Regions from separate parts of the Homo sapiens genome. Here region 1 is linked to region 2. The links are chromatin loops, found by intact Hi-C in ENCODE. Cell type or tissue: heart right ventricle. All regions are shown on one strand. Each heading gives the region's core, and the rest is flanking DNA. Links, peaks and the distances in the headings are about the cores only.

Evidence for each region. Peaks named below come from ENCODE experiments on the same cell type or tissue, not always from the same donor. Only the 100,000 strongest peaks of a DNase experiment are listed, where the experiment ranks them.
Region 1: a loop joins it to region 2, with 3 times the contacts of the local background. A loop is called at or near these places in 25 of 110 quality-filtered maps.

The regions. Positions count from the first base shown.
Region 1 is chr22:22,971,141-22,987,091 of GRCh38, reverse strand. No RefSeq gene overlaps it. Among named protein-coding and RNA genes, the nearest start is that of IGLL5, 91 kb to the right of the region's middle. In heart right ventricle, for the core only: no CTCF peak of the experiment used is centred there; no DNase peak of the experiment used is centred there.
Region 2 is chr22:23,109,230-23,117,229 of GRCh38, reverse strand. All of the region lies in intron 4 of RSPH14 (radial spoke head 14 homolog), which reads left to right. The region is part of intron 2 of GNAZ (G protein subunit alpha z); the gene reads right to left. Among named protein-coding and RNA genes, the nearest start is that of RSPH14, 29 kb to the left of the region's middle. RefSeq lists enhancers at 1-704, 3,543-4,446. In heart right ventricle, for the core only: no CTCF peak of the experiment used is centred there; no DNase peak of the experiment used is centred there; H3K27me3 peaks cover 533 bases.

The DNA of each region.
Region 1 (15,951 bases), core at 4,825-12,824, 130 kb after region 2:
GGGGCTGACTGCATAAGAGAGAGCCAAGGGAGACCAGAAGAGGTGAGGGGAGGGACCCGTGGGGATATCCAGAGAGAGCATCCAGGCACAGGCCCTGAAGTGGAAGCATGGCAGAAACATTGAAGGATGCTGACTAGAGCTGGGGACAGGCATCCTAAGAGGCAAGGCCTGAGAGGGAAGGAGGTGCAGATCCCCTGCAGCCTGATGTAGGCCATTGTAAGCAACTGGGCTTTCACTCTTGGTGATGGAGAGGCGCTGGAGGGCTCTGAGCTGGAAAGTGCCATTGTGTGCCTTGAGTTAGAATAGGCTCCTTTAGCTGCTTTGTGGAGTCTTCATGCAGAGAAGCTAGGGTGGGAGCAGGGAACCCAAAGAGGCTGTTTTAACTGAGATGAGAGATGACGGCAGCATGGCCCTGGGGGTAGAGTTGGTGAGAATTGGTCAGGTTCCAAGTATCTTCTAGATCGAGCACAGGATTTTCTGATGGATTGCATGTTGGGTATGAGAGAAAAAGAAGAGCCTATGCTGATGCAAAGTTTGCCAACCTGAGCAAGCAGGAGGAGGCTGCTGTGAATGAGATGGGGAGACTACGGGAGAAGAGGATTTACAGAGGAAAACCCAGAGTTCCCTTTGTAGCATGTTCAGGGGGAGAGCCCTGAGAGGCCTTTCCAGGGCAGGTGTCAAACAAGCAGCCAGACAACATAAGTCTGGAGTTCAAGGAGAGATCTGGCCTATGGATGTAAATTTGGGGGTTGTTACCCTCCAATTAGCATTTAAAGCTAGGAGGTGGGATGAGATTGCCAAGTGAGGAGTGCAATTGGAGAAGAGAGGTCAGGGTCAAAGCCCTGGGGACCTCCAGTATGAAGAAGCTGGGGAGATGGGAAAGAACAAGGCAGGGAGTTGAGCAGGGGCTGGTGAAGCAGGGGAAGGAGAGGGCGATGGCCTGGGAGCCAGGTGACCATGTAGGGAGGGTGGAGTCTGAGGGTTTCAGACATCACAGCTAAGCCAGGCAAGATGGGGGCTCAGAATTGAATGCAAAAATAAGCAGTGTGCTGGTCGCTGGGGTCCCTGACCAGAGCTATTGACACTCATCAGATGTGTGCTGATTGAAGAAATATACAAGTGCAGAAAGAGTAGTAAAATTATTCTTTGGTTTTAATTTCCTTTAATAACACCATAATATGTTTTGTTCGTAAAGCAATTAATGTAATAATGAAAAAAAGTCATAGTACAGAAATTAATAAATCATAATGTATATAAACATTGGGAGGTTAAAGCATGTTCAGGACTTCTGAAAATCCTTACAGCTGTCGCAGTTATACAAGGTCACACAGGTAGCAGATTTCCTCTTTTCTGGATACAGAAAATACAACTTTAAGGCCAAAGAGTGGCTCAGACAAAAGACTGGGGAGCCTCACAGCCTAGGAATAGAAATGCATCGCTAGACTCCTCTGCCAAAAAAGAAATGAAGGTAGGAGGCCCATTACAAACATCTTTTTGCCGTGTCAATCTCTCTAAGTTGAGGTTACAAAGGAAGAAAACCAAAACATCATTCAGAGAGTTAACACCAGGAAAAAAGATTTCCCCCAGTCTCCAAGATAACCAAGGCAAGGCTATTTCTTTTAGGTTGTTTGATTCAGCAGAGTTAATGATTGCACTTATTTCTTGCCTTGGAATAAGGTACTTTTCTCCTCCTGAGGCAAGACTTCTCTCTATCAAGTGTTACCCCAATGTGAGAAACTGAGGACATTCAATAAATTATTCAACAAAGGCCTGGTTCTCACACAATTCTCTAAATATTCCTTACACTCCTATGTGGGAAATGCATACATATTTTTACATAGTAAGTTATAAAGCAGTCCTGGCTCAAACTTGGCATGGGTCCTCACATCCTCCTCCTCCCTAGGGCACCCCCACCACCACCCACATCATAGATACAGTGCGGGCAGCTGCCTCCACTGCCATGGGGTTTTTGAGTCATTCTTGGACAGAATAACTTTGCATAATCAATAAGTTAAACACACAACAAAAAATGTTTCTAGCCCTCTCAGCCTGCCTCATGCTGTTCCACACCTCCGTTCTTTGGCATATGCTGTTCTCTCTGCCCTGAATGCCCTCTCACTTAATCTACCTGGCAAACACTGATTTCATCTCCACATCCTGCTCAAATAACCCCACTTCAGTAAGATCCTGCCTATCTTGCAATACGTACTCCCTCCACCCAGCAAGCCCTTGGTTCCTTTTCACCCATCCCTGGCCCACGCACCTCCTATTAGACATATTGTCCAGCGATGTAATTACTGTAATTAGTTAAATATGTGTCTAATTCTCATTCTGGGTTGTGTGCTTACAGAAGACAGGGCTATTTCCTATCTATGTTGTGGAACCTACAACACAGCCTTGTCCACACTGGGCACCTATTATATAATTACTGAACTAAACTGGAGTTGAATGCACACATTTAGGTAAACTACTTGAAAGTTAAGGAAACTACTAATTAAATAACATTCTTGATTTAGCAACTTCACATTATTTTGGGGATTAGACGTCTAAATCAAAGTAACAGACAAGCTTACACATACCTTCCAAAGTGGATGCAAGGCCTGCTCACTGGCAACCATGATAGATTTTGGCCAGCCAGGAAGAAGTTTCCTATGGTTCCATGATTGCTCATCATTACAGCCTAAAAACAAAACCAAAAAGTCACAGTGGAATACAAGATACCAGACTGCTCCAAAGACACAGATCTCTCAAATCGACGACCTTCAGTTGTTCCCAAGTCCATTCCTCCCTTCTTTTTAGGAATGGAACCTGCTACCCCCTAAGTTAGAGGAGGGCCCGTGGAGACTACAGTCCCTTCCAGCTATGAAACTGCAAGACTAAATCATTTCTCCTCATGTGAAAATAAGATTGCCTCTCCCCCCCGTACCCAAATAGTTAAGCAGTACCATGGTTTCCAGCAGGGTCAGGGAGAGAAGTGGTTTAGTGAATGTATGCATCAATCAGGACTGGCAAAGCTTAATAGATGCCTTGCTGCTTCCAAAAGGACAGTCACATTGCTGTTGCTATAGTGTCCTTCTAATTAACCCAAGTGCTCTCTACTCAGGGTCCCCAGCCCTGATCCCCAGACCAGGTAGGCCAAAAGGCAATATTAGAGATTTCCCTAATTACCTGGGCCTAGCATGACCTAAGGATGACAACTTGTTGGTAGAAATACTTTCCATGCAACAAGTGAACTTATTACTGCCACCAGCAGTATCTGCATTTTACAGGCAGTTTCTTCACATCAGAGAGGCTTAAACCAGAACACCTGAATCACATTAAGTTAATCTTACTTCATTCATTCAGTAAGTATTTGAGGGCCTACTATGTGTATAGTTGACCTTTCTTATAGAAGGTATCAATGGTAGGTAGGTAGAAGGGTATTAGAACTTTGAAAGAAATTTATAAAATGTTCTCAGATGAAGAAAGTCACCCTCTTTTCACTAAAAAACAAAACAACAAAAAACAAGCCAGACGAAGAGATTCCAGAAAGAAGATGACTTTAACCACATGTCTCTGATTCTTTCTTCCTCCCTGTTCCCTTTCTGGAATAATACAACAGTCACAATAGCCAGACTTGGGTTGGGGAGCGGAAGATATATTTAATACTTTCTCAAAGATCTCTGGGCCAAAATTGATAAAGAGAAACAAACAAAAAGTGTATGTTTCCCCTACCTTAATCTCCTGTAAGAGCCAGGGCACCAGCAACAAAGATCAAGGCTTCTCGGTTTCCTGTGGGGGGCCCAGCAGGCAGAAGCTTACACATGCTTTCAGAAAGGAGTTTTCATCTGTGCAAATGTGGACATTTCAATTCAGTGGGAAAAGACTGATTTGCTCAATAACTGGAATAAAATAAAGCTAGACTTTTCCTATCTCATCATACAAAAAGGTGAATTCTAGATATTCTAGAAATGCAAACATTAAAAAACATAAAAATGTTAGAACATTTAGAATAATATTTGTATAGTCTTGAAGAGAGAAAAACATTCCTAAGCAAGCTAGGAAATCTAGAAGGTAGACAGGAAAAGAGAATGCTGACATTTAAAAGTGAACAAAAATTCAAATAAGAAAAAGCCACCAACAGCAGAGTCTAGACCAATGGTGATTTTCCACCATCCCCTGAGGGGACATATGGCAATCTCCGGAACATGTTTGGTTGTCACAACTGAGTAGGGGCCAGGGATACTTCTAAGCATGCTTGTGAGGACAGATGCCTCACAACAAGGAATTATTTGGCCCCAAATGTCAGTAGTGCTGAGATTGAGGAACACTGGTCTAGACAACTGGTACTTTGGAAAAATCATTAGTGAAATGACAGGTTGACAAAAGTAAAGTCAAACAACCCAATTCAAAAATGGCCAAATAAACTGGCTATTCACAGAAGACGAGAAACAACAGAGAAACTCATGAGAAGATGCTCAACCTCATAGTGAAATGGCTACATTGTTTGGGTTATATACCCTGGGGTTTGTTGTCTCTCACTGAGAAAGAATTCAGGATATGAACATGTCTGAGTGGGTTAAGGAGCGGAAAGTTTAATAAAAGAGAGAGGAGAGCAGCTCCTTGCAAGAGAGAGACATCCAAAAAGGGGGAGGTGGCCAACCACAGCAGGTTTTATAGGCAGGCTGGAGAAGGTGGTGTCTGATTTACATAGGGCTCACAGAATGGTTCAGTCAGGTATGACATTCACATAGCATGCAGGGAAGCCTGGTTGTCTCACCCTGATCTTATTATGCAAATAGGTTTTCTGGTTGATCAGTGTCATACTGTCTGCTCTATCTGCCTTAGTGATTTCTTCTTACCTCCTGTATCACTCCCCGCTCTGGAGTGTTAACCCTAATTGCTGTTGGGGAAATTGGATGATGACTCTTTCTGGCTACTTCCTGCTGAAAGGGGCCATCATGTGGGTAACAGCAGCTAGGACTCCTCCTGGGTTGATCTAAGGGTCCTTGGAAGAAAGATGTGTCCATGTGTGGCTTGATCTGCAGCACCATTTGGAGTTTGATTGCTGTCAGTCATTCCAATGGGTTGTGATACTGGTTTCCTTCCACCAGATGCTGCTGAAACATTAATATAAAAGTAACGTTCTTTTTTAGAATAAGTGGCATTGAATTTGGGTGGCTACAGTAACTTCAGTGTTAACTTTGGCTAAATCTTTCCTGCAATTATTAATCCCCTCATGACTTCCACAGACCATCTAAGACATGCTTAAACTTTCTGACTTGTCCTAAAGACCCTTCTTTTTAAACAACCAACTCTTCATTTAAGGACAAGTATTTATCATCCTTTTAATCCTTTCATTACTTCCATGATCCATCTACAACATGCTTGAAGCTAGTGACTTGTCCTTAACATCCATGTTTTAAACAACCAAGCATTCTCTTTGAGACAAGTATTTACCATACAAGATCATTTCTTGTTTTTTTTTTTTTTTTTTTTTTTTTTTTTTTTTTTTTTTTTTGAGACAGGGTCTCACTCTGTCACCCAGGCTGGAGTGCAGTGGCGCGATCTTGTCTCACTGCAAGCTCTGCCTCCTGGGTTCACGCTATTCTCCTGCCTCAGCTTCCTGAGTACCTGGGACTACAGGCGCCCGCCACCATGCCCGGCTGTAAGACTAGGATTTAATGACAAATGTTGGTAAGCTTTGGAGCGTAATCTTTTTCTCTCCAGTTCTCACTTCACAAATGGTTATAGGACTGTGTTGTTTGTAGAATAAACTTCAGTCTTATATTTGGCCTGATCATTTGCATAAAGTGCAGCAACAATGCTTATCTCTACATGGGCCTTTTGGATTGACTTTGATGGAACTCTATTCCACAAGGAATCTTAAATAGGATCCCTTAGAGCTGAGCCCAGCCATGGGTTCATCTCCTCAAATACCTGTGAGCTCCTGGACCTGTTAGAAAGTGACATTCTTTACTGACCACAGGTCAGAAACCCTGTACATGGACTGTGTAGACAAGGTATGAGGCCAGTCTTCCCCAAGGGGCTTTTATTGGCTCTGCAGGTCAAGATTGACTCCTTAAAGGGAAGCATACCTGTCCAGTCAAAGCCTTGATAAAATAGCCAGTTTTTCCAATTGTGTCCTGTTGCAAAAAAAAAATGGATTTGTATTGCATTGATCTAAACAACTATATTGCCATATGTTAAGAATACTCACAGATAGTTTCCACATTCTAGAGGAACTAGACAGAAACAAACATCTTCCAAATTTTGTTCACAGCAGCATACCTTACTCAATTAATAAAGGCCACAAATAGTTCAAAACAAGCTTCCTTGACTCTGAAAAACAAAACAAGGATCAGGAATATTCCAAGCAAAAGTCAAAAACATTGCTTTAACTTTCTGAGGGCAGGCCATTTAGTTAACTCTTGTTTTGCTTGACATTTGTAAACATTTCAGTTTTTCATGAGCCTTGTATGTTCTTTCTCTATTCCAATGTTACAATCTTCAAAGCTATTAAAAACCTGCATTCGAGAACATGTGTTAAAGTCCTTAATATAGCTTGATTATAAACCATCTTTTGAGAAGGAACAAAGCAAGACAACAATTGTCCGTGAATGACAAAATTTCCAGGGTAGTTACAGTTAAAAACATGACTGATGAAGTTCAGTTATCTCCATGGTTTACAATAACTTTACCATTAATTATGATTGATAGCATATACTCAGAAGGTAGAATTTTAGAAATCCCATACAATTTTGGAACATATATTAGTATTCACCAAAATATAACTTAAAGAGAATTGGACATCATTTGGCAATTTCATGTGACTAAACAGGTCAAACAATCCTGTACACCTCTTTTCTGAATGTTTCAGGGGCCCTCTGAACCATCCAGAATGCCAGGCATCAGGAAAGACAATTTTGAAACTTGAAGTTTGATTTTGGAATGCCTGTTAAGTGTTAGAGGTTTAAAACACTTGATGTTACAAAATAGAATTCCACATTACCGTAAATTACTTATTTTGCCAAAATGATGACTCAAAAAGCAAAAACCTTTCATTAGCCTTTACTACTGCATGGAAATCCTGTTCAAAGCCAAAATCTTCCCTTGCATTAGTTTATTAATGTTAAACCCCAATTTCTAATGAAACCTCATAGACAATTCCATCTAATCTTAACCAATGTAACCATGAGGTGAAATCTATAGAAACCTTTTATAACCCCTTTTGCTAAAGGGAAGATGATTGTCTTAAGACAGCTTTGCTGTGCTTTTATTTCAATGTTCAATCTGTGAAAAGACTATAAGATACCATTTTGAATTTAGTTAATGTTTACACATTTTTTGCAAGATTAATTTTTACAATCTTCCACAACTTACTTAAACCTTTACCTTTATCATATCAAATTTAAGATAATCCCTTATCCCTAGGCAAAATTTACATTTCTATGCTTTCTTGTAATCTTTTACTAAAAGACATACTTTACTGTTTTTATACACTTTGCAGATAAAACTGTTTAGTCATCTCAAATACATGTTGCGCTGTTAACTCTTAGCAATTTTTACATTGGTGAAAAACCTGGTTAGTAAGTGATTGTAATTATTTACCAGGTGTGGAACCTAGGACCCAGATAGAAGTACAGATAAGGTTTGACTCTTTCTAGTATCTAACTCTACGTGTCCAAGGCCTTACCTATCTGTAAAGCAACCAGTAATACAACCTTGGAACATTTAGCAAACCTAGTATCTAAGTTGTATGATTTAGACCACCTATTTGAATTTTGATGACACTTGCATTTTACCAATAACCCTTAAGACTATTTTTGTTTCTTAAAGATTAAAGTCATATGAACTAAAAAATATTTGACTTAAGTGCCTATTTTTCTTTAAGCCAATCAATTAGAGCTCTTTTTATAGACATTACACACAACACATTTATAGCGACCACAAACAGAAGATTCAACACTTGTACGATTTTTGTATTTGCCAATTTCTTAATTGGATTACTTGCTTCAGGGTGGAGCCCTTGGAGGAACAGTGCCAGGAAGGCATGCATTTCTAGGGCAAAATAAGCAAGCACAGCTGAAGGCAAAGGCAGATCCTCAAAATTAAGGGTGCCATTTTATTCTGGATCTTGGATCCCCAAAAGGAGGGAGATTCTATGGGAGAAGACAGTGTGCAGTGCCTCTACTATGCATTTCATTGCAAGGCAACCCAAAGACAATTGGCTTATTTTGTAATCAGCCCATTTCCCACAGGAGCCTCATCTCTCAGTGGGGGGTGGGGATATTTCCATATCTTTCAGGTGGCCAATAACATGCTTCTCTGATTTATAACTACTATTAGCCATCCCTTAAAGTGTTTTCCTTACCTGGTTATTAGACACCAAAGGTCTCTGTAATGTGCAGTAATTTGATGCCCCTCAAACTTAAAACTGTCAGATAACACAATGCAAAATAGTACAGAGCCTTTGATTTTGAGAGGGAACTATCTGCTTTTAATTCCTGGGGTTTTATGAGGAAAACAGAGGGTTTTCCCCCCCAAAATGGAGTCTGTGGTCTCTGTTTTTCCCAAGGAATCCCATGTTACCAGAAGTTATCTTAGGGCCTCTTGTGCATGTGTTAAAAGTGTCAAGACAAAGAATGGAGAAAAATAATTCAGTTGATGGAGAAAAAAACCCTTTTCCCAGAAAAATTTAAGAAGAGAAAAATATAAAGGTCTTTTAAATATACCTATAACTTGAATATCCACTTTTAATTAAACTGAGTGTTCTTTAAGAAAATTCTTTTAATTCTTTTGTTACTCAACTTTAGCCATGCCAAGGAGTTAAAATTTTTGGTTTTTGAACTTTACAAAAATTAACCTCACAGTTGAAGCCAACAAGCCTTAATTAGGTTATGACTTAACCGCGAGTGTACAAAGTATTTTTAAGGGGGTGATAAGCGCTTTTGAAACTGTGTTTAAAAAATTGTTACTGAGACAGTAGAAGAGATCTGACCCAACCAACTTCATTTTGTTTCCAGCCCCCAAGCTGTCCTTGCCCATCCCTGGGTGTAGGCTGAACCAACTTTGGGAGGGGCCTGGTTCACTGTTTGTAGTCCAAAACAAAGATGATAACAGTCCTTTCCTAAGATATACTTCCCTCTTGTTTGGGGACCAGACCAAAAAACTAGCCACAAGACTGGAAACCATGGCTCAGGAGTCATACAGCTGGAAGCTACAAGATTTTTGACCCTTCCTTAACTGCTCTCAAGATCAGTGCTTAAGATATTTTATAAACATTACCCTAGATGGATCAGCTGGCACTACCCAGATTGACAAACTGGCTTATCTGATTTTGTGGCCCTCACCCAGGAATTGACTTAGCACAAGAAGACAGCCACCATTGTAAAATGGCAGAGACTAAAACAAAGTACTGCCATGTGGTTACAGGTCATGTTCCCAAGGACATGAAACAAGATGGTGGCCTGTAACCAAGTTTGTTACTGATTATTTTGTTTGGCTTGCTTGAACAGCAGGCTTTTGGTTTCCTGTGTCTGTAACCTAACCTAAAGTACCCTTTCTTTTGACAGAACCATACAGAAAAACACACAAAGCACACCAGATTGGCTACAGCTTAAGACCAAACTCACAAATCCTTTTTCATTAGTTAAAACTTTACAGAGAATATAAACAATGATCCTTATTATCCCTTTTACTGGTTTGCACAGGGAGAGAGGAGCCAAAAGTCTGACTGGTAAGAAATTTTTACTCTGCTAGCATGTCAGGCTTCTGGGTTCTCTTCCCCTTAGCTCAACTCTAAGCCAATCATTTTAAGGTTTGGAAAATTGACTTTTCCCAGGTTGGAAGAACATTATAAAAGAAGATAGAAGCCATTTTAAACTGTGAAAGAAGGTCAAATACCACAGAAAATTCTGGGGTTCCAATTAGACTTGTCAAGAAGTATTGCTTTCCTTCCTATTGACAATGGTGTTTTCCCTATTTCTTCACTTTCCCTATTTTCTCTTTTTCATTTTTGCCTGTTATAGGAGACATATTGCTCATCTCCAAAATTCTCTGCCACCTGCAGAGTTACCTGTTTTTCAGCCACAGTTAGGGTTTGCCTTAGCAGCAGCATAACATCCCTCCGTGAGAAGTCAAGTACCTGAGTTAAATTTTGGAAAGCTTCTATATACCTATCAGGGTCATTAGAAAATTGGCCTAAGTCTCCCTTTACCTGTCTAAGGTCCTGCAATGAGAAGGGAACTTGAACCCTAGTGGCATCACCTCCATTGGGCATTTCCTGTAGGGGTAAGAGTGAAGGTGGGGGAGTGGGAAATTTTGGAGATGGTGGAGGTGGAAGAGCTGGTGGCATGGTTGGAGGTGGCCGCAGATAAGTGAGACTGGAAGCCATACTAATTGGAGATAGAATAGGTGCCTTAAGAGAACATAAGGACCAAATGGCCATTTTTGCTGCTGATGGGACAGTACCGAGACTAAAATTCGGTTTTGGAGGATATTTTACTCCTAATTGTTGACAGCAGATTTTTCCCATTTACAGAAGTAGCATGAAGCCTGGTTTCTAGTAGAGAGGCATAAAAAGGGGAGAGAATTGGAAAGTGAGGCTGTTTCGGTGAAGGACGGACAAAGTGCCTCGTGGAGAGGATCCCTATTCCACTAGGTGGCACAGTGGACCTTGAAAGGCCATATACTGTCCAGACCAAGGGCAGAGTGACTTTGACATGCCATGTGCTCTCCAGACCAAGGGCAGAGAGAGACCTGGAAATGCCATGTGCTCTCCAGACCAAGGGCAGAGAGAGATGCTCACTGTGTGTGGGGGGACCCTCTGTTCATAGAAAATCACAGAGTTGCCTTCCCTTGAGCTATATCCCTGGTTAGTACGACATTCCCTGATCTTGTCAAACATGATTACTTCCCTGAACTGTAAAACTTTCCACACACTGAGCACACAGAGAGGATAGAGACATAGCGACTATAGATAGGAAAAGGAGGAAAATTCTGCAACAAGATAGCTGCGGATCCTTTACTAACACCCAGATGGGCTGTCAGAAGCTGGGTTAGTCCAGAAACCTTTGAATAACACCAGGGTGTGCCCTGGTTGGAAACTTTTAGTTGCTCCAGGACTTCTGGCCTCACATGATAGTTAGGTTCTCCATGAAAGGAAGCTTGTTCAAAGCATGGCCAATGAACCCAATGACCTGTGAGTATTGGGGGATTTTCCATATTCTCCCCAGTAAGCCTGACATCCGAGTCTTTAAGAAGGGTAGCCATGATAATCATATTTTTAAATGGCTGATGTATACATGTTATTGATTTAATTTGATTTTAAAATGCAGGCTGAGAGCCTCAGAATGAAAGGACAGATTTTGAGGTTCACTCCATACTTACCACTCCAATGATTCTACCTTCTGTTCTGATCCCAATCCCAGATGAGAACCCCCAACTGAAATGGCTACATTTTCTGGGGTGTATACCCTGGGTTTTGTTGTCTCACACCAAGAAAGAATCGAGGACATGGACACATGTGGGTAGGTTAAGGAGTGGAGAGTTTAATAGGAGAAAGGAGAGAGAAGAGAAGCTCCTTGTGAGAGAGAGATGTCTGAAAAGCGGGAGATAGTGGACCGCAGCAGATTTTATAAGTACGCTGGAGAAGGTGGTGTCTGATTTACATAAGGCTCACAGATTGGTTCAATCAGGTATGATGTTTACATAGCATTGCATAATAAGTAATCTTATGCAACTGAGCTTACCAGTTGCCCGGTGCCATCTTGTCTGCTCTTTACTGTTCACGTGGCTGACAAAGTGAAGGGAATATGGAGCTGTCGTCTTGAACATGTCTAGTCCCTAGTTCCTGCCAGTATTCACCTGTGCAAGCTCCCATCTTGCTTATCTGTGGCTGCAGCTTGAATTTACAGGCTGTTCTTTGTAAGAAAATAATTTGGGGCTGCTTTTTATTAATGAGAAAAGCCTTACCAAGGAGTTCCATACCCTTACTATCTGGGTAAGTGATTTCTTCTTAACTCCTGTATCAATAGCATTTGGGAAGAGCAAATGAAAGCTACGAGACATCACTGCTTTCCCATCAGATTGGCACATGCACAAATTAAACAAGCAGCTGTCAAGGCTGGGGAGAGCTTGGGGAAAAGGGCATGCTCATATGCTGCCAGTGTGAAATGCAGATGTCAACAACCTTTGGGGATTGCCATTTAGCGATAGCTATTAAAATGTAAACATGTCCTTCTGACTCTGCAAGTTCAATTTTGGGAATCCACACCACACAAATGAAAAGCACCAACACAGTAAACAAACAAACCTGGCAACAATCTAAGTGTCAATTAATAGGGAAGAGCTGAATAGTACACGTTTGTATGACAACTATGTAGCTGATTAAAACATGAGCTAGGTCTGTATCTATTGTATTGTATCTATTGTACCTTAGGACTCTAATATATTAAGTTAAAAATCAAGCTGCAGAGTAATGTGTTTGATATAATCCTACTTTTTGTGAAGACAATGCAAAAATTCTACATATGCGTTCGTATGTTTGCATAAGCACTGAGAAAGGGGAGGAAGCTCATGCCTGTAATCCAGAATTTTAGGGGAGCTAAGGCAGGAAAATCACTTGAGTCCAGGAGTTTGAGACTAAACTGGGTAACGTGGTAATACCTGTTTCTACAAAAAATTAAACAAGTATTAGCCAGACGTTATGACATGCACCAGTAGTCCCAACTACTTGGGGGAGCTGACATGGGAGGATCACCTGAGCCCAGGAATTCAAGGCTGCAGTGAGCCGAAATCATGTTATTGCACACTACACTCCAGCCTGGGCAAGAGAGAAAAGACTCTGTAAAAAAAAAAAGAAGAGAGAGAAAGACAAGACAAAAGGAAGGGGAGGAAAGATACACAGCTTCTGGTTACTTCAGAAAGATAGGAATGGATGGGGGAAGAATAGTAACTTATTCTTTAAGGTTTTATGCATTTTTCAGTTCTTACAATGAGCATGCAAAACTTTTGTAGTTAACAATATATGATTCTTTTTTTTTTTAAACAATGTATGATTCTTAAAAAGAACCAGGGGAAAGATAATCTAAAAAAGGAAAGGAATCAGAGCTTTCTGGATCTGCATGCATGTTTTATGACTTCCAGAAAGGAAGGAGCAGCAAGTGTCCTCTGGAAGTGACCAGATGGCTCATTCATCCTTTGCCTTTGGCCAGACATAGACCCAAAGTGTGACCAAGACAAAGTTTTGTGTGGGCTTCCTAATTCAATAACAGCACTAAGGGAAAGATCCCCAAACAGGTGCTCAATCTTCAGAGCCCCTGCCCAGGCCACCCAGAATGATGCTTCTAATAACTGAGGACAATTTTTAAAAATTATGTGAATGATCTGGATAAAAATCTCAGATATAAAGGAGTCCCTTTACATTTGGAATAAAGGGCCTGTATTTTCTCTTCTGATACAAAAGTCTCTTAAAAGAAAGGAGTCCACAGCTCCATTGCTGCAGCTGCCCACTAGAAGCGCAGTGATGCATAAGCCCTCGAGATTGCCCAAAGATTGTACTTCAAAGGGCCACATGTCCCACTGTAAGAAGCCGTGACCCAATAAACACCCCAAAGTAAGGTCACATGGGCATGCAGTCTTCAGCTGAGTAGGGGCCACCCAAAATAAAAACTCCACCATTGGTTAGCAATTAGTGGCATTGTTTTGGTGGCATTGTCACCAGCCACTCCTGCTTGGTGATGCAGGCCAGGCAGAGGCCTCTAATGGTTAATAGCTCAGCTTAGGGGACATAAGTGACAGCAACCTAAACTTTCATACTCACTTGACCTTCCAGTGGAACATAGGCTGTATCTGGCCCTGGATAGTGTGGTTAAGGGACATCTTTTTTTTTTTTTTTTTCCAGATTTCAATAGCTTTAGGGGTATAAGTGGTTTTTGGTTATATGGATGATTTTTAAAATGTTTTTATTATACTTTAAGTTCTAGGGTACATGTGCACAGCGTGCAGGTTTGTTACATAGGTATACATGTGTCATGTTGTTTTGCTGCACCCATTAACTCGTCATTTACCTTAGGTATTTCTCCTAATGCTATCCCTCCCCCAGCACCCCATCCCCAACAGGCCCTGGTGTGTGATGTTTCCCACCCTGTGTCCATGTGTTCTCATTGTTCAACTCCCACCTATGAGTGAGAATATGTGGTGTTTGGTTTTGGTTTTCTGTCATTGTGATAGTTTTCTTGGAATGATGGTTTCCAGCTTCATCCATGTCCCTGCAAAAGACATGAACTTATCCTTTTTTATGGCTGCATAGTATTCCATGATGTATATGTGCCACATTTTCTTAATCCGGTCTATCATTGGTGGGTTGGTTCCAAGTCTTTGCTATTGTCAATAGTGCCGCAATAAACATACGTGTGCATGTGTCTTTATTGTAGCATGATTTATAATCCTTTGGGTGTATACCCAGTAATGGGATCACTGGGTCAAATGGTATTTCTAGTTCTAGATCCTTGAGAAATAGCCACACTTTCTTAAGACCCACAATGGTTGAACTAATTTACACTCCCACCAACAGTGTAAAAGTGTTCCTATTTCTCCACATCTTCTCCAGCATCTGTTGTTTTCTGACTTTTTAATGATTGCCATTCTAACTGGTGTGAGATGGTATCTCATTTTGGTTTTGATTTGCACTTCTCTGATGACCAGTGATGATGAGCATTTTTGCATGTCTATTGGCTGCATAAATGTCTTCTTTTGAAAAGTGTCTGTTCATATCCTTTGCCCACTGTTTGATGGGTTGTTTGTTTTTTTCTTGTAAATTTGTTTAAGTTCTTTGTAGATTCTGGATATTAGCCCTTTGTCAGATGGATAGATTGCAAAAATTTTCTCCCATTCTGTAGGTTGCCTGTTCACTCTGATGATAGTTTCATCTGCTGTGCAGAAGCTCTTTAGTTTAATTAGATCCCATTTGTCTATTTTGGCTTTTGTTGCAATTGCTTTTGGTGTTTTAGTCATGAAGTCCTTGCCCGTGCCTATGTCCTGAATGGCATTGCCTAGGTTTCCTTCTAGGGTTTTTATGGTGTTAGGTCTTACATTTAAGTCTTTAATCCATCTTGAGTTAATATTTGTATATGGTAGAAGGAAGGGATCCAGTTTCAGCTTTCTACGTATGGCTAGCCAGTTTTCCCAGCACCATTTTAAAAAATAGGGAATCCTTTCCCCCTTTCTTGTTTTTGTCAGGTTTATCAAAATCAGATGGTTGTAGATGTGTGGTATTATTTCTGAGGCCTCTGTTCTGTTCTATAGGTCTATGTATCTGTTTTGGTACCAGTACCATGCTGTTTTGGTTACCGTAGCCTTATATAGTTTGAAGTCAGGTAGTGTGATGCCTCCAGCTTTGTTCTTTTTGCTTAGGATTGTCTTGGATATGCAGGCTCTGTTTTGGTTCCATATGAACTTTAAAATAGTTTTTTCTAATTCTGTGAAGAAAGTCAGTGGTAGCTTGATGGGGATAGCACTGAATCTATAAATTACCTTGGGCAGTATGGCCATTTTCACGATATTGATTCTTCCTATCCATGAGCATGGAATGTTTTTCTATTTTTTTGTGTCCTCTTTTATTTCATTGAGCAGTGGTTTGTAGTTCTCCTTGAAGAGGTCCTGCATATCCCTTGTGGGTTGGATTCCTAGGTATTTTATTCTCTTTGTAGTAATTGTGAATGGGCGTTCACTCATGATTTGGCTCTCTATTATTGGTGTATAGGAATGCTTGTGATTTTTGCACATTGATTTTGTATCCTGAAACTTTGCTGAAGTTGCTTATCAGCTTAAGGAGATTTTAGGCTGAGATGATGGGGTTTTCTAAATATACAATCATGTCATCTGCAGAGACAATTTGACTTCCTCTTTTCCTAATTGAATACCCTTTATTTCTTTCTCTTGCCTGATTGCCCTAGCCAGAACTTCCAA
Region 2 (8,000 bases), core at 1-8,000:
CAGTCTCCTTACAGCCGGTCCCTCTGTTTGTGGGGCACAGAACAGCCCCAAGTACCAGGCTCTTCCAGTTACCAACGTTCCTGGTAACAGGTCTGGCCCTCAGTGCTGGGTCATGGGAGGGCTGCCTTTGGTTTCCTGCATCCCAGCTGGATGGGACCTGACATGGACACTGGAGTCTAGCTCCTGTACTTTGGAGCTGAGGCGCACAGATCCCCCAGCAGGTGCGCGCATATTCCAGCATCAGCCTCCTGCTGGTCTGAGAGCTCATGGGCCTGCGGTGGGAGAGGGAACAGAGGCATCCTCCAGGCTTCCTCATCTCAGCCAGGGGCCTGTCCCCCTCCCAGGTGCGGCATATTTGCATTTTAAGAGGCCTCTGGACTGGGGGCCTGTTTTTGGAGTTAGCATCCCTTTGTCACAGCCTAAACACCTCCCCACACCCCACTCCTTCCCCATCAGGCACTCACGGCTTTCCAGCTAATGACATCCAAGGCAGCTGTGTGGGACAAGCGCCTGGGCTGGGGGTGGGGAGGTGAGAGGCTCATCCAGGGCCTCACACGTTCTGACCTCCAGTCCATTACACCCTGCCTTGACAGACATCCACAGTGCTGAGTATCACAGCCCATCCTGCACTGTAGTTGCAGCTCCCTGAGGAGCCCAGAGTGGGGCATCCTTCCTGTCCCTGCCTCACAGGCCACCACAGGTGTCCTGCTAAGACCATGGTCCTGCATGAGGTAGCTCAGTGACTACCCAGGGACCAGGGACTGGGCCGGGTGGGAGGGACACTGGCCTGCTCTGAAGCGCTCTCCCTCCTGCACTGCAAATGTCCTCAGGTGCCCTGTCACAGGCGCGTAGCCACGTCATCCCCTCACTGCACTTCTGGGCCCCTCAGGCGGACAGGCCAGCCCTTCATGACCCAGGTGTCTTTTTCCCTCTGCACCCGCAGCTCCACCTCCAAGTTACTCCTCGTTCCCACAACTCACTGTGCCTCGAGTAGGCCAGTGGCCCCCAGAAGGCCCCTCAGCCCCTCACCTGGCAGCCTGTTGCCCTGTGCCCCTCAGTGAGGAGACGGAGGTCATGGCAGCTTCACGAAGCAAGGCTTACCCAGGCAAACGCACACACAGACGTGGTCCTGGGCACGTGGTGAGCACATGACAGAGGCTGGCACCTGTTTGACTGTTTTGTTGTTTGCTGTGGGACCCCAGCGGCCTCAGGGCCCATCTGGCACATGCGCGGCACCTTCCTGGTGTGCTTGGCCTGGCCCAGGCCCTCAGCCAACCGCACTGCCTTGTCATCTTCACACAGGGCCCAGGGGGTAGGGGGATCAGGGTGGTGATTATGACCACCACCCTCCCCTTGCACAGATGAAGGAATGAGTAACTCTGCTAGGAAAACTTGAACAGAATTTCCTGAAGTGAGCAATCATGTACTGTGCTTCAAATAAACTGAGGTTTAGAAAATAAACTGAAAAAGACCCAGTCAAAATGGCTCAAACATGAGCCCCGGCCCCCAACTTCAGGTGGGGCCCCTCCATTTGCAGGGGTGGCCAGCAGTGCTCAGGGCCTCATGCCTGCTTCACGCATCTTCTGCCTTAGGGGTCACCGAGGCATCACTGAGGTGTGGGAGGCCACCCTGCAGGGTCACCCCACCTTCCTGTTCTAGGAAGGGGTATGTTCTGGGCCTCCTCCTCGCTCCCCTCTGGGCAACCCGAGACCCCCTCCAGGAGGCCAGACGCACTCCCAGATTCCCATGTCAGCTCCCAGCAGGTAGGCAGTCCTCAGGGACACTGGTCTTGTCCAACCCCTTCCCAAACCCTGACCCTTGCACACACCCCAGAGATGGTGGGACCGTCACCTCCCTACTCTGGATCCATGCAGCCCCAAATCACACTGGTTTGGGGGCAACCACATGCAAACACCTACTCAGGCTGAACGTACACCATCAGCTCAGAGCCTTGTCACATACCTCAGCCAGGTGAGGGGCCCCCGGACTGTGTTGTATTGGGGAATAGGTGGGTGATGCCAGTGTGATATGGCCACATGGCTGGGGAAGGCTCTGTACTGACCCATCTGGTCTCCCTGTCCACTCACTCTCCACTAGGTCCCTTACTCCACAGGACCCCATGCAGTTTGCTGTGGCCACAGCACAGAGCAAGGCCAGCTGGCCCAACTAGGGGCCTCAAACCTCACATAAAATGCACGTGACATTAAGGTTTCAGCTCTTCCTGGAACCAGCATCATCCCTGGGACACAGATGACCTGGAACCCCCAGCCCTGCCAGCTTCTGAGATGCCTTCATGGCAGTCCCCACTGCCCTCTCCCTTTCCTCACCTCCCTGGGCAGAGGCTCTCCAGGTGCTCTTGTGTGAGGGATGGAGGCAAGCAGACAGCCTTGCTCTCAACAAGGTGGGTGAGGACAGGCAGGAGGGAATGCTGGAGCCGGTGTGGCAGCTGCGGAGTGGCCAATGCAGGCCCAACCTCCTGCTCTGCCAGCTGTTCTGAACCTGTCCCCCCTCCAAAAAAATAACCACACACACACAGAATATGTAAGCATACTTCCCTCGTGAGGGGGCTGAGGGCTGATGTGGGATACACATGGACAGCTTAGTCCCCACACCCAGGCACAAGTGACTGTGAGCAGCTGGCACTGCTGCAGATAGTGCTGGCCAGCTACAACTCTGACAGGTGACACACCACAGGAATGCAGGGGGCGAGGGGTAATACAAGAGCAGGACGTTTTGACTGGACCTCTGGGGGCTGAGGGGAAGGGAAGGCATTGCAGGAGGGGCTGGCAGAGGCACAGAGGCATGGGGATGCAGCCGCATTGCTGGGAAGGGTGGGGCCGGGGCCGGTCTGTCCCACCCTGGGCCTCAGTTTCCTCATCTGTAGAGCAAGTCCTCAGTTCTGTTACAGACTGAGAAGCTCAAGTCAGCCCACTGTAGAAAAGCTGGGAGTGTTCATCCGAACCGTGAATTCAGCTTTTTCACGCCGAGAGCAGAGCTGTGGGGCGGGGTTGTAGACATGAATGCGCTCCATTCACCATGGACAGGCCAGCCCTGCGGCCACCCAGCCTGCAGCTGAGCCACCAGGCCTGACCAGGGCCACCGAGTACCAGGCTCTGAGGGCAGCACCCTGACTGAGGGGCCGAGGCAGAGGTTTCATACAGAGATGAGCTTCATGCTGTCACCTTTCACAAAGTACCGGCCAAGCCTCTCACCCCTCTGGGCCTCCCTTTGTGGTGGAAGCTTGGGGACACCTTGGTGGGGCTGCCTGTCTGCTGGGCAGGGTGTGGCTGGAGGGACATGGGGCACTGCTGACACAGTGACCAACATGCCTCCATCGGTAGCGGGTGCCTGCCCTTGGCTGGCACTGACTGCCCATCTCCATTTCCCAGAGCTCTGTGTGACAGGCCTGGTGGGCAGGAGCCTCTGCAACCTGCCTGGGCCATCCTGAGTGCTGCCGAGGGGGTCTGGGACACAGGCATTCCCAGACTTCTCTAGTGGGGAGAGGGCGAGTGGGCCCCACCATCTGATGATGCGCCGAGGTCCTGGCAGGTGTACCGAGTGGAGGGGCCTGTGGTGTTGGCCCCCTGTGCTAGATGCCTCTGCAGCTGTGGAACAGGGAAGGCACCAGAGGAAATCCACTCCAAGGATGGTATCAGTCGCAAAGGAAATAGCTTATTCGCTTGCAACCCCGTGCTTCCCCAGCCAGTCCTGGAATCCTCATCAGGAATTCCTGAGTTCACTTCCCTTTTGGGGAAGCTTGTAGGTGCAAGCTCTTGGCCTACATCTACCCTCAGGCCAAAGGGGTATGGGCAGGAGGCTATCCGAGACAGCTCAAGGTGGTGGCAGCAGCTGGGAGCCAGTGTGTGAGGGGTTGATGGGACTATGAAACAGGGAGGCGGTGCTGGCCAGAGTGCTGGGGTGGGAGCCGGGGTAAGATCTGTGGGAGAGAAGGATGCTGGGACCAGCAGGGCCTTGCCTGGGCACAGGGCCAGGTGGCGCTGGGGCCCCAGCTGTTGTAAAGATGCAGTTTAGCCAACGTCAGAACACTCAGCTGTCTTCCCAGGGGAGTTGCAGCCACAGCAGGCACCAAGTCCAGCCAGCTGTCTAACATGTGTCTTCCTGGCCAGGGTCAGCCGCAGGGGCAGGGTGCTAGCCTGGAGGTGAGCCCTGTGAGGTTCCAGGCAGAGGGGGCTGCTATGCTCAGAGCAGGTCCCCTTCTTCTGGTAAAATGGGCCACGTCAGACCTGAAAGCTGGATGTTCCTATCAGAACGCTCCCTGCTCCTGGTCTCTTGGCTGGTATTCCATGGCACAGCACAGCATGGGGTAGCTCTGCCCAGCTGGAGCTGTGGGGTCCCCAGACCAGGCCCCTGCCTTCCTGATGGGTCCACACTGGCCACCTTGCTCCCTGCAGCCAGGTCCCTATCCCCACTGAGGGTCTTCTGTGCTTCAGGATCTGACCTTGGTGTCCGTCTCTGGCTTCTCCTGGCCAGGCTCCCCATTGCAGCCAGTCTACAGGTCGCAGCTGCATCGTGCTTACCTTGAGCACTTGCCATTCCCACCCCGCTGGTGTTTGTCCGATGCTCCATTTCTCAGGAAGTGGCCCTGTCCTTGCTGGAGAAGGGGGTCTCCCTGCCACAGTCCCACCCTGACTCCACCAGGAGCTCAGCCCAGCCTCCTGCTAAGTGTCCATCTCGCCCTCCTGCCGTGGCCACAGACCTGCTGTGTCCAGGGCTGTCATACCCCTGGTTGTGGTCATCTGGCCTCCTGGCTGCACCCTGGCATGCTCCCCGCACCTCTTCAACCATGTACCTGGTGGAAGGCATTGCCACTGACCAGGTCCCTGGACCTCCCACGGTCTTGGGAGGCAAAGAGCAAACGGCCTGGTGAGCACTGGGCCCTAGAGCCTGGTGTGCTTGGGGCGGGGCCGAAGGATGCCTCTTCTGCTTCCTCCAGAGACCCCCAGGCAGGGCCTGGGGCTGTGGCAGCTGGGGAAGCAGAAGGGCCCCTCAGAAACCAGAAATGCAGCTGGGAACCTCTTTCTTGGTGCTGGGAGAGAAGTGAGGCCCGGAGGTCAGGCAGCCCTCCTTTGGGCTGCGGGGTGAAGACAGGAGGCTGAGGGTGCCTGTGTTCTGGCCCTCCTGGTCCCTGCATGAATGCCAGGGGCAGTGCCTGTCCTTTCCTGGTTACCCCCAAGGCTCCAGTCTTGCTGTGGATGAGACTAAGGCTGCAAGGGACAGAGGACTGGTCTAAGGATGGGAACCTGGGCACCAGGCTCCCTGGCTTCTCAGAACATGCTCCTAGTGACACACTCTGTGATCAGACACCTCTGGTTTGGAAATAAGGAGCACCTTGGTTTCAGACAGCCCACTGCCCACTGCCACCGGGATCTGAGGACTGTCAGGGACCAGGGCTGTCACAAACAGGGTTAAGTCCAAAGGGGCTTGCCCTGTGGAGCCTGGCCGCTTGCCCACGACCCTGCTGGCTCCCTGAGGAAGGGGCCTGGGAGGTACTGGCTGTCTTGTGTTCTGAAACCTAATTCTCCCACCAAACTGCAGTGAGACCCTGGGCATGTCACTTCTGCTCTGGGCCGCAGCTCCTGCCTCAGTAAAATAAGCTGTTTGTCCAAGATGGTCACTGGGTTCTACTAAAGTGACCTTGGGGGACCCTGGAGTGCTTTGGTGTCTCTGGTGCAGCTGGCAATGGCCTGAGCCTCACCTCTCTGGCATCACCACTGACCTCAGAGAAGACTGCCTTGGCATCTCCGTTTCCAGAGGCCCCAACACATCACATGCAGATGGGGCCCTGTCCCAAGCACTTGAGACTTTTCTGGGCCTCTTTGCCACTAGGCGGAACCGAGTCCAGTGCGCTTGCCTCTCTCCCCTGGCCTGGGCTTGGAGATTTGTGGCCGCACCCCCTGCTCGGTACAGAGCCAGCCACGTCACAGGAGAGCCTCTCTGGCTCTGCTACTCTCCACCTTCTCTGTCCTCAGGAGCTTAGGATGCATGACAGGTAATGGGACTGGGAGACAAAGGGGCAGACAGACAAAAACCAGGCAGACAGTGAGGCCACTCCCCGGCAGAGGCTCAGTGTGAGAGCAGGTGGAGGAGGCATGAGTCATTCCTGCTCACGCTCACAGGGAAGGCGCGCAGGCCCCCCAGCAAATGATGATCGCCTGCTGGAATCCCAGTGCTATCCTACCCCCTCATTCGAAGTGGCTCTGAGGCAGCACCCCTGTGCTTGGTTCACCCAGCACCTAGATGGAATCGTCGCTGACCCCAAGTGGACAAGAGGACAGACAACATGGTGCAGCTGCCCAAAGAAAGATGGTGGGCAGGGAGGCCTGAGTTGCCCCGTGTGCTCGCCAGCCTCAGAGTGTGGTGGGCCCTTGGGTCCTTCCCAACACTGAGCTCTCAGGAGTCAATGACAACAGCTGCCTCCCAGGCCAGCTGCTTCCTCCCTCTGCTGAGCTTGGCATGAACTCTCTGCAGACGCACTGCTGTTTCTATGACAACCAGGGTGGACACCCTCACCCTCAGAGTCTCACACCACAGCAGACCAGTGGCAGGTGAAGCTGCTGACCCTTGAGCTGGGGCAGGTGCCCACAGGGGCACACAGCCTGGTTGGCCAAACACTGTCTACTGCCCATCTGCTCAGGTGGTGGGAGAGGGTCTCTGGTAGCGAGGGTACCCTGCTCTCCCTCTGTCTCTTTAAGGACCTGCCTTGCTGTGCCCTGAGAGACAGGGCAGTGGGCAGGGGAGAGGGGAGGACCTCTGGTGACCTGTTCCTGGCTGGAGCACCATGGGTGGGGTGGGCCTCCTGGTGGGAGGGCCCCAGAACGTGGCTCGCTCTTGTCACCCTGTGGCCTCGTCAGTCTGGACTTCCTCTTGTGTGGGGGCTGCCGTGATGCCCTCCAGTTCTGTTCACCTCCGAGAAGTGACTGTGAGAGGCTCCTGGGCTCACGAGGCTCAAAACATTTCCATTCTAGATGTGGAAAGTGGTGCTCAGAGGGGTTACCTGGCTTGCCTAGGCCCCTTTGCCTGGCCCACTACCCTTGCCCCAAGGAAAGCACCAGACAGCCCGAACCACCCCTCAGGCCTGGTCATCCTCCCACTGCTACTAGCCTCAGGAAATGGGGAGGTGTCTGGGGACAGAGCTGGATGACCAGGGTCACTTACAGTCCAATCTGGTTAGTGCTTCCCTCTTCCTCCCGCAAACCTCAATGCTACCTTGACAGATTGGAGAATTGGATTGAGGGTTAATGACTCAGTGAGCTCCTGTCTGTCCCTGGAGCCAGTCTGCGGGGACAGCACAGGGCACATGGTGCTGACGGCCAGCCTCAGGAACTGAGAGGTGGGGGGCTGGTACCTGCTCAACTGCTGGGTCCTGCCTCCCAGCAGAAGGCCTGCCTATGCTCTGAGCCTTCTCTTGCAGGGCAACCACCACTCCCACAGCTTCCAGGGCTGGGGCAGCTGTTTCCATTCCTCTAGCCTGGCCTTTAACACTGAACCCTGCTGCCCCCGTGGTTCTGTGAGCATCTGAGATGCTGAGGGAGACAGGCTCGGCCCTGCCTGCACGGAGGGCTCTGTTCCAGCTTGAACACCTCAGCTCCTGGCACCCATTCTCTGCCACTCCATGGCTCTCAACTCCACACTGGTTCATCCTCCTGGCCCAGCCACAGGCCTCCCAAGTGTAGGCCCTGGGTACCCATGCTCTGGGGTCCCCTTGGTCTTGAGACCCTCACTTGGCTCAGCACCCACCCCTCTCCTGTCTGACTCCCTTTCTCCCAGGCTCACTTCAGATTCAGGACTCCCAAAAAGACCTGAGAGGAGCAGCAGCTGATCCCTTAACAAGGCAGGGTGCAATCCTAAAGGGTGGGGGCAGAGCTCGGGGCCATGGGAGGGCAGGCCCACCCTGGCCTCTGGATGCCAGCAGGGCTGGCTCCGTGGCTTTGGTGGGGCTGCCCTCGGCTCTGCTGCCAGGCTCACTTGGGCTGCCTTGG